Regions from separate parts of the Homo sapiens genome. Here region 1 is linked to region 2. Evidence: chromatin loops called from intact Hi-C (ENCODE). Cell type or tissue: breast epithelium. All regions are shown on one strand. Each heading gives the region's core, and the rest is flanking DNA. Links, peaks and the distances in the headings are about the cores only.

Region 1 (4,397 bases), core at 210-4,209, 300 kb before region 2:
TTTTGGATTTTTAATAGAGACGGGGTTTCACCATATTGGGCAGGCTGCTCTTGAACTCCTGACCTCAGGTGATCCGGCCCACCTCGGCCTCCCAAAGTGCTGGGCCACCAGGCATGAGCCAATTTTTTTTATTTTTTAGTAGAGACGGAGTTTCACTGTGTTAGCCAGGATGGTCTCGATCCCCTGACCTCGTGATCCACCCGCCTCGGCCTCCCAAAGTGTTGGGATTACAGGCGTGAGCCACCGCGCCAGGCCCATATAAGATACTTTTTTATATAAAATCTCTTCTTTATAACCTTCCGTGCCTTTAGAACCTTTGAATTCAACAAAAATCATTTTCCTTCCATTAGAAAGTTAAGATTTGTACTGCATGTTGCTTTGCAAGTTCTGTAAAGGGTGAACAAATGAGAAGGTTATTTACATACTGTACTGGAGAAGTTATCCCACCCCAAGAGATTGCTCAGTTAGATTTTTGCTAGTGCTTGTCCAAATAAGTGTGGGCTATTTCTATACCACTGGGTAGGACGGTCCAAGATGAAGTTATTGGTTAAAGATTTAGGTAGCTTTCCTAGGAGAAATAGAGCTATTAGAAAGATGAATTCAGAGGTCAGGTAAATATTAAGCACACACCCATCATGGAAAATATATTTTTGCCCTAAAGAGGTGTTGGGTATTTAGACATCACCAGGGACTGGTCCCTTAAGTAATATAAAGGGATGTGAATTTTTTCTTTTGGAGGGAGGGGGTGCCATTTCCCCCATTACCTGACAGGATTTGGAGGAAGGTTGCTCAGAGAAGGAGATTAGCACAGAGTAGGCAGCTCCTGAACCCAAAAGGGAAATTTATAAGTTTACTTGCCACCTCCAGAGTTGCCCTCAAGTTTGTCCTGTTGATGACAGTGTCTGATTTGGAAGCCAGTCAGAGCAGACAGCCCCTTCAGCTCAAGGCCATCAGGAGTTGGGATTCTGTCCCAGGGGTGGTTTGGCCCTTGAAGCAGTCTCATTTCCAGTGGCCGACTTTCTGGCAGAAGGGGCAAGCCATGGACATAGCTTTTATCCCATTGGGGCAGTGCCTTCCAGTGCCCTGGCTTCCTGCACCAATGGTAGTTACCTGGAGAAGTGTCCTTAGGGCAACCTGGAGGGGGCTAGTGGGCTCGCAGAGCAGCCAATAGTTGAGCTCACCTCCTTTCCCTTTGTTTCTCCTTTTCCTTAGCCCTGTCCTCCTTATTCTGCTCTTAGTTATGAAAGACTGAAGAGGTTAATCTGAGGACCTCCTGCACAGTGGCACTAGGTTCCAAGGCTGACTTTTGTAATTTCCTCCCCTTTCATTTTTAAGCCAAATAGTATTACAAAGGAAAAGTAGTTTCTTGTTTTAAGGTTTGGGGAGATCTTTCCGTTTGGGGAGATACATCCAAGGGGCATGTCCTGTGGTATCGAGACAAGATTACCTGTCTGTGAAGAGAGGACAGAGGAGAAAAAAGTAAAAACGAGGTGTCCCCTCTTACTTTCCTGTTATCCTATATGGGGCATCCCCTATTCATCCTTAGGGTTCCAGAATGAACTGGTCTTCCCATGTACCCTTCACCTTGGTCCCATCTCATCACAATTATGCACTTGGGAACAGAGGAGATACTGGAGTGAACAGTGGGCTCCTTGTTTATCCTTGGGGTTCCAGAATGAACCAGTCTTACCATATACCCCTAACCTTGCCTTCATCACTTTTCTAATGGTAATCTGTTAGTCTGGGACCAAGCTTTGTCTCTGTGCTATGGGTCTATTGTGCCTACGGCCTTGGGCTGGCCTGTATATATCCTTGTCTCCATGAACTCATAGTGACTCTCACTTGGAGCATTTTAGCAACAAAATCATTATCTTTTCTCAGATTCCCATTTTCCATGTTTTTTAAGTAAAAAGAGGCCTGCTTGTCAGCTAACTGCCTCAAGGGGGCTGGACTTCCCTTCCTTTGAATATGACCTTGAAGTTCTTGATGCATGTTGAGAAGGGCATGGAAGTGATTAGAGTAATGGAGGCTACAGGAAGAAGTGGGAGGATGTGAGAAGAATACTCATGGGAAGCCTTCATATGCTCACAAAAACAGCAACCCTTGGATTCTAGAGGGAAAGGTTTATTTGCCCTCTTGACATAAAGTAGTAACCTCCAGAGAACTTGGGGCTTGGAGTAAGAACTCACAAATGGCAAAGGAAGAACTTTGCCTCCTTCCCGAGGGGTTCTAACTCAAAAAAAAGCAAGTATGTGAGGCTTTTAAAGGGCCACAGAGTGAGGCCCTATGCAGGTGAAAAACCTGCTTCCAAAGCCACTGAAAAACTTACCCCTAGAGCATAACAGGAACAAAAAGCATATGACAAGTCATAAGTTGCTGGCAGAGCCAGGGTTCCAATTAATGTCTGTCCCCACAATGTGCCAAGAGACAGGGAAAGGGTTGGAAGTCATCCAAGTTGGTAGGGTAAAAACAAGTATAAATCTCAGGGGATACCTGCAAGGAAGCCCATGTCTTTGTTGCCATGCCAATGCAGCAAGAGCTGCAGGAACATGAATTACAGGGAGTATGTGTTTAAGAAGTCACGTGGCATGCAAAAGTGAAAACAAAGAGGTGGACTTGCCCCTGAGGCAGACAGTCTGGCAGGTGTGCAAGGCCATTTCAGAAAACACACAGAGAAAACAGGAGAATAGGCAGCATCAGTTTTTTGGGGAAACAGGTAATTTTAGTTGAAAAAGCAGAAGAAACCCCAAGCATTGCATGGGTTTAGGCTTTAGTCCCACCATTCTCATGAGCTCCCTATTTAGGAGGGCCATTAGTGTCTCAGTTCTACTTGATGTGGGCCCGAAGGTCTTTCCCACCCCTACAAGCTACCTGCCAGGGTGAGCTGAGAGATCAGCCAAGAGGAGCAGAGCCACTTGCAGCTGAGAGGAATCATTCTGGGGGTTGGTTAGTAAGCAGGAGAGTAAAAGGGGCGAATAAACCATGCACAGAGGTTGAATGTCTCCAGCTGAAGAAGGCAAGATGTAGAAGTCTCTTACCACAAGGGATCATATCTGAGTCATGCAACACCAAAATATGTTAGCAGTGGAACGTACCTGAGTCACAGCACCAAAGTATGTTAACAGCAGAATGTATTTGAGTCATGGCACCAAAGTATGTTACCAGCAGCGAATCCATACAGATCTGCAGCAGTCTCAACTCTTGCCTTCTCAAAAGAAAGAATTCAACTCAGGGGTTTAAGGCAGAAGGAGAAACAGAGGCAAGTTTTAGAGGAGTAGTGAAAGTTTGTTAAAAAGCTTTAGAGCAGGAATGAAAAGAGGTAAAGTACACTTGGAAGAGGGCCAACAGGTGACTTGAAAGATCTGATGTGCAGCTTGACATTTTGACTTGGGGTTTTATATGTTGGCCTGCTTCTGGGGTATTGTGTTCCTTCTCTCCTGATTCTTCCCTTAGGGTGGGCTGTCTGCATGTGCAGTGGCCTGCTAATGCTTGGGAGGGGAGCATGCACAGTGTGTGTACTGGATTGTACACATGCTCACTTGAGGCATCCTTCCCTTACCAGTCAAATGTCCCTAGAAGGTCATATACCAGTTAAACTCTGCCATTTTGCCTCTTAATGTGCACACTTGAGCCCACTTACCCATCTCCTGAAATCTTATCAGGAAGCTGCTGATTACCAGTTTCAGGTGTTTTGGTTTATTGAGAGACTGTCTTTCCCCGGCATTGGTTGCAGCCAATTATTATTTTAGAGAGACAGTTAAGCCTGTCTCTCTGATGGTTGCCTGACATTCCTGGTGTGTATGTGTGGTGGGGGGTGTGGGGTGGGGGTAGGGAGCCCTCTCCTGTTCTGCTCATGTCTGACTAGCTACCTACTGTGACAGTTTGATTTAATGTGTCATGGTTGAAGAAAGCAAAGATCACTTGGTGACCATCCAGAGGCAAAACTTATCTGAGGAATTTAGAAGTAATTAGATTTTCCTATTATCTAAAGCTGGCATCTGGTACCAGTCTTCTTTCCCCCGAATTTATAAGTAACTAGAATTTTTATACATCTCCAGAATGCATGCATATCAAAACTCATTGTGCAACCCTTGCTGACATCAAGGCACCAAAATGTCTACAAATGTAATCATTTATTATAACCTACATGGCTAATATGGTCCAAATTGCCCTTAAAGCTTCTGCTTTAAGGTCCATAAATACCCCTAAGGAAAAATTCACCACAATGCACTCAGTCCTCTTTTGTTGAGGTGCCCCACTGCACTCTTCTCCAGTGTTCTAATAAAACTACTTTTCAAACCTATACTGTTGTTGGTAAATTATTCTTACTACCCTGCTACCTGCAAGCTGACCACTTTCCATTGCTGGGGCTCTAACAGCTCGCCTAACAATGGAAA
Region 2 (4,397 bases), core at 131-4,130:
CATCCCAGGCAGGCATGTCCTGATTAAACCAGTCTTACTACCGGTTATTGGCTATGGTTTCTGCTTCCCTGGCTCTCAGAACTAGCTCAATTTTCAAACTGGTGCTTCAGATCTCTGTTGATCTTACCTGTTGATCTGTAAGTCTTTCAGAACCTCTAATAAGTTGTTCAGATTTGATTTTTGTTGTTTCTACCCAGGAACCCTAACTTGTGCTCCCACCCTTTCAGGTCATGCCACACACACAAATTTGTATGAAAATTGTGTATTTATAGCACAGTGGGATAAACCAAGGACAAATTCTTACTGAATAAGACCTCTGGTAGTTGTTCTGAGAAGAGAAATGACCAGTCTCAGCACACCTGCACCCCAGTCTCAGCCCACCAATGGACAAAGCACATCAGGTGGAAGCTCTGCCCTCATTTATAAAGCTATTGATGTACATTTAGATTGTTTCCAATTTTGCACTATAAGAAACTATGCTATAATAGGTATCCTGCAATGTTTCTTTTCATCCTAAATTAACTTATTGAATTCAAAATTTCTCCAAAATTTGGTCCACAGTAAATTTTTAGAAAGCATTTATTATAAATCATAATGGTGTCTATACTTTCCCTCTGTCTTACAAAGAATATTTCTACTAGCTCTAGGCAAAAGACCTCCTTAGATACCCTACTGAATGATGCCACTTGCTTTGTTCTCCTCTGTGGAACGGGGTAGACTTCATCACACAGAAGACTCAAGTTGCAAGGCTGCTTTTGGGTTAAAAACAAAAATTCTGCATTTTATCTACAAGTTGTATATATCTTTCAGATCGTGACAGACTGCTATGTCCTGTCACAGTTGTGAAGACTTTATAGAACTATAACAGAGAAGTAATGCAGCAACCATCGTGTTTCAAGGACTTACTATGTGTGACACAATTGTAGGTGCTGCACCTGTAAAGATTCATTTGATCCTCACATCCGCCCTATAAGGAAGATCCTATTATCAGTCGCAATTGACAGATCAATAAACTGAGACAAGAGAAAATAAACCTTTCTCAATGTTACTTGGATAGTAAGCAGTGGAGTTAGAAATTAAATCCAGAACCATATTGTTCCACAGGCCTCAGGAAAAAGTATATTAAACCAGATACCTTTACTTTAGCATTTTAGAAAATATACTAACTTTATATCTCTCAGACATCCAGATTGATATCTGTTTGTTTTGATTTTTTAAAAAATAAAATGTAATGGTTGTCATAAAAATAGAACAATTTTACTATTTTAAAAATTGAGGACGACCAAAGGCAACGATTAACAGGAAAAGAAATATGTCGTAGTAATTCCATTGTTTCCCAGTGTTCCAAACCACCCTTAATATTTTGATGAAATTCTCTTTTGTATGTATATTAGACATGTTAAGATTTGTTTTATAGAGTGAAGACATACTATACTAATAGGTTTTGTTTGTTTGTTTTAGAGACAGGGACTTGCTCTTTTGCCCAGAGTAGAGTGCAGATTGATCATGGCTCGCTGTAACCCCAAGCTTCCTGGGCACAAGAGATCCTTCTGCCTCTCAGCCTCCCAAATAGCTGGGACTATAGGTGTAAGCCATCATGCCTGGCTAAGTTTTTTGTTTTTTGTTTTTTTTAAGAGATGGGGTCTTTTTATGTTACCCAGGCTGGTCTTGGACTCCTGACCTCAAATGATTCTTCCACCTTGGCCTCCCAAAATGCTGGAATTGCAGGCATGAACCACTGTGCATGGCCCTGTACATATAGTTTTATATCTCAGGTTTATTATGTAAAATCTTATTATGAACATTTTACACATTGTTAAATAATATTCCAATCTTGATTTTTAATGGTTACATAATATCCCATGAACTTGAATGTACTATCATTTAGTTAATTACTTTCCTTTTGTTGGCATTTAGGTCAATATGGATTTTTTGCAGAAATGGCTATTACTGTGATGAATAGTCTCGTGGTTTCAATCCTGATTTTCTGGGACTTTTATCAACTCTAAGAAAATCCTGAGTACTTTGCAATCATGCCAGTTCATGTAATGTTGATGCCAAACTCTGCAGTTGGGTAGGCATACTCTGTCAGGCCCATTCCCCTCACTCTCAGATGCAATTAGAAGTCATGAGAAAATGAATTGAAAGACAGATCAAATAGATGTTCACACTTAAACCCTAGACGTGGTCTCTGATACATTTTTATTATTACCCTTCTTCAACAGAATTCGCTAGGTTAAAGCCGGGTCCAGGGGCCAAGCAGATCATATGTGAATTCAAAGGAATACATCAAGTTTAAATTGTATTTTGGAATAATTTGTGATCAATCATTTGAAGTTTCCAAGAAATGTGTCAGAGAGTTTTTAAGAAGTCATTATTATTATTTTCCAGTCTTAAGAACTCAAAGGCCCCCAATTTTTTTTTTCAATTGCTGCTGAACAAATTAACCAAAACCTTTTTTTTGTGATTAAAAACTGTATAAATTTCCAGCTAATCATCATATCCTACTCTATGTGGTTCACAGTTGATCAGAACATTCACTGCAGCCCAGTTCACTGATACTGGGTCAGAAATTATCTTCTTCCCTCATAGCAGTTTTCTACAAAGGAACATGGAGAACAGTCCTCTCCATTTTCATACACTGTTTCTTTTTACTGATACATTTGCAATCCAAGTTTCTTAAACCAATATTTCCTAAAGCATACTCATGGGATAATTTTTTTTTTTGAGACCTCAAGTGATCCACCCACCTTGACCTCAGAAAGTGTGTGAGCCACCGCTCCTCGCCAGGATAACTTTTTTTTAAATGAAGTTCCAAAGAACTGGTGGTGGTGTAGTGGTAAGCTCATGCATGGGCACTGCAGCCAGCCTTCCCTGGCCTGCACAGAGGCTTTACCTCTCACAGCTTCTATGTCCACATCTTTAAAGTGGCGATAAGTGTACTTACCTTATAGCATTGCTATGAGGACTAAAGAAGGTAGTAAACATATGAACAGTGCTTAACACAATGACTGGCATGTTGTATGTGCCAAGTAAGTATTATCTATTATTATAACATAATAATACTATTGTAAATTAGTTTGGGAAATTCTGGGTTGAAGCCTGCTTGCTTGTTTGTACACTGCAAGACTTCTCAGAACCTGCAATGGGTAATGTTTTTTTGAATCTCTAGAAGGGTTTCCCGAGCTTATTTGATAAGGAAACTATCTTTTAAAGAGGACTTTTCAGGAGGAATGCCCCAGAAAAGCTTTCTGGAAACAGCCCCAAACTAAAAAACTGATGTCGGTCAACACTCTTTTTACTTCTGTATCCACGTTGCTAAATTTCAACTCAATAATTTAAGATTACCATTAAAGTGCTCTTACTAAACTCAACCTGTTCTATGCTGCTTTTGCTGCAGCTCACATCTTTGTGTAAACACATGATGATGAAGAGAAAATAATTACCCTCAAGCGAGCCCACACAGACGGTTGTATGCCCACACATGCACATACACAAACACAATGTTATGGGTAGGGCCATCTGAATGGGGCTAGTGTCAGTAAGAGGAGACAAAGTTTGTTGTTATTTTTGAGACCGGGTCTCACTTTGTTGCCTAGACTGGAGTGCAGTGGCATGATCATAGCTCACTGCAGCTTCTACCTCCCAGGCTCAAGAAATCCTCCTGCCTCAGCCTCCTGGTAGCTGGGAGTACAAGCACGCACCACCACACCCTGCTAATTTTTAAAAACATTTTTGTAGGGGTGGGGTCCCAGTATGTTGCCTAGGGTGGTCTCAGATTCTGGGCTCAAGTGATCCTCCCATGCCAGCCTACCAAAGTGTTGGAATTACAGGCATGAGCTACTGCGCCCAGCCAAAGTTTTTTATTTCACTTTAATTTATATCACATCTGGAAAAATATGTGTTTACTAACAAATATAAGCCCCTAATAAATATTTGATTGGGAGGGATCAGAATCTCCCAACTATTAAGCATATGTTGCCTCTGTGGTTTTGGTAAATATACAGGATCCCCAAAACCACTAACTTCTGTTTTTAAAACTTTAAGTATAATTTTCATATTGCAAAGTTCTTCTATTTGAAGTATACCATTCAAAGACGTTTAGTAAATTTACTGAGTTTTACAGCCCTCAGCATAATCCTGCTTTAGAACATTTCCATCACCCCAGGGAAGATCTCTCATACCCATTTACATACCTGTTTAACCTATATTATTACCCCCACACTGGCATCCTGGGCAACCATGAATAGACTTCCTGTCTCTATAGATTTGCCTTTTCTGGACATTTCTTTTTTTAATCTTATTATTATTTGCTAGAGACAAGGGTCTTCAAGGGTCTTACCACATTGCTCAGGTTGTTCTCAAACTCCTGGCCTCAAGTGATCCTCTCACCTCAG

Evidence for each region. Hi-C counts contacts between places; a loop is a spot of excess contacts. Peaks named below come from ENCODE experiments on the same cell type or tissue, not always from the same donor. Only the 100,000 strongest peaks of a DNase experiment are listed, where the experiment ranks them.
Region 1: a loop joins it to region 2, with 12 times the contacts of the local background. A loop is called at or near these places in 1 of 110 quality-filtered maps.

What each region holds. Positions count from the first base shown.
Region 1 is chr4:145,706,984-145,711,380 of GRCh38, forward strand. The region is part of intron 2 of C4orf51 (chromosome 4 open reading frame 51); the gene reads left to right. Among named protein-coding and RNA genes, the nearest start is that of C4orf51, 29 kb to the left of the region's middle. In breast epithelium, for the core only: no CTCF peak of the experiment used is centred there; a DNase peak (open chromatin) is centred at 2,528; H3K27ac peaks cover 2,632 bases.
Region 2 is chr4:146,010,061-146,014,457 of GRCh38, forward strand. No RefSeq gene overlaps it. Among named protein-coding and RNA genes, the nearest start is that of ZNF827, 73 kb to the left of the region's middle. In breast epithelium, for the core only: no CTCF peak of the experiment used is centred there; no DNase peak of the experiment used is centred there.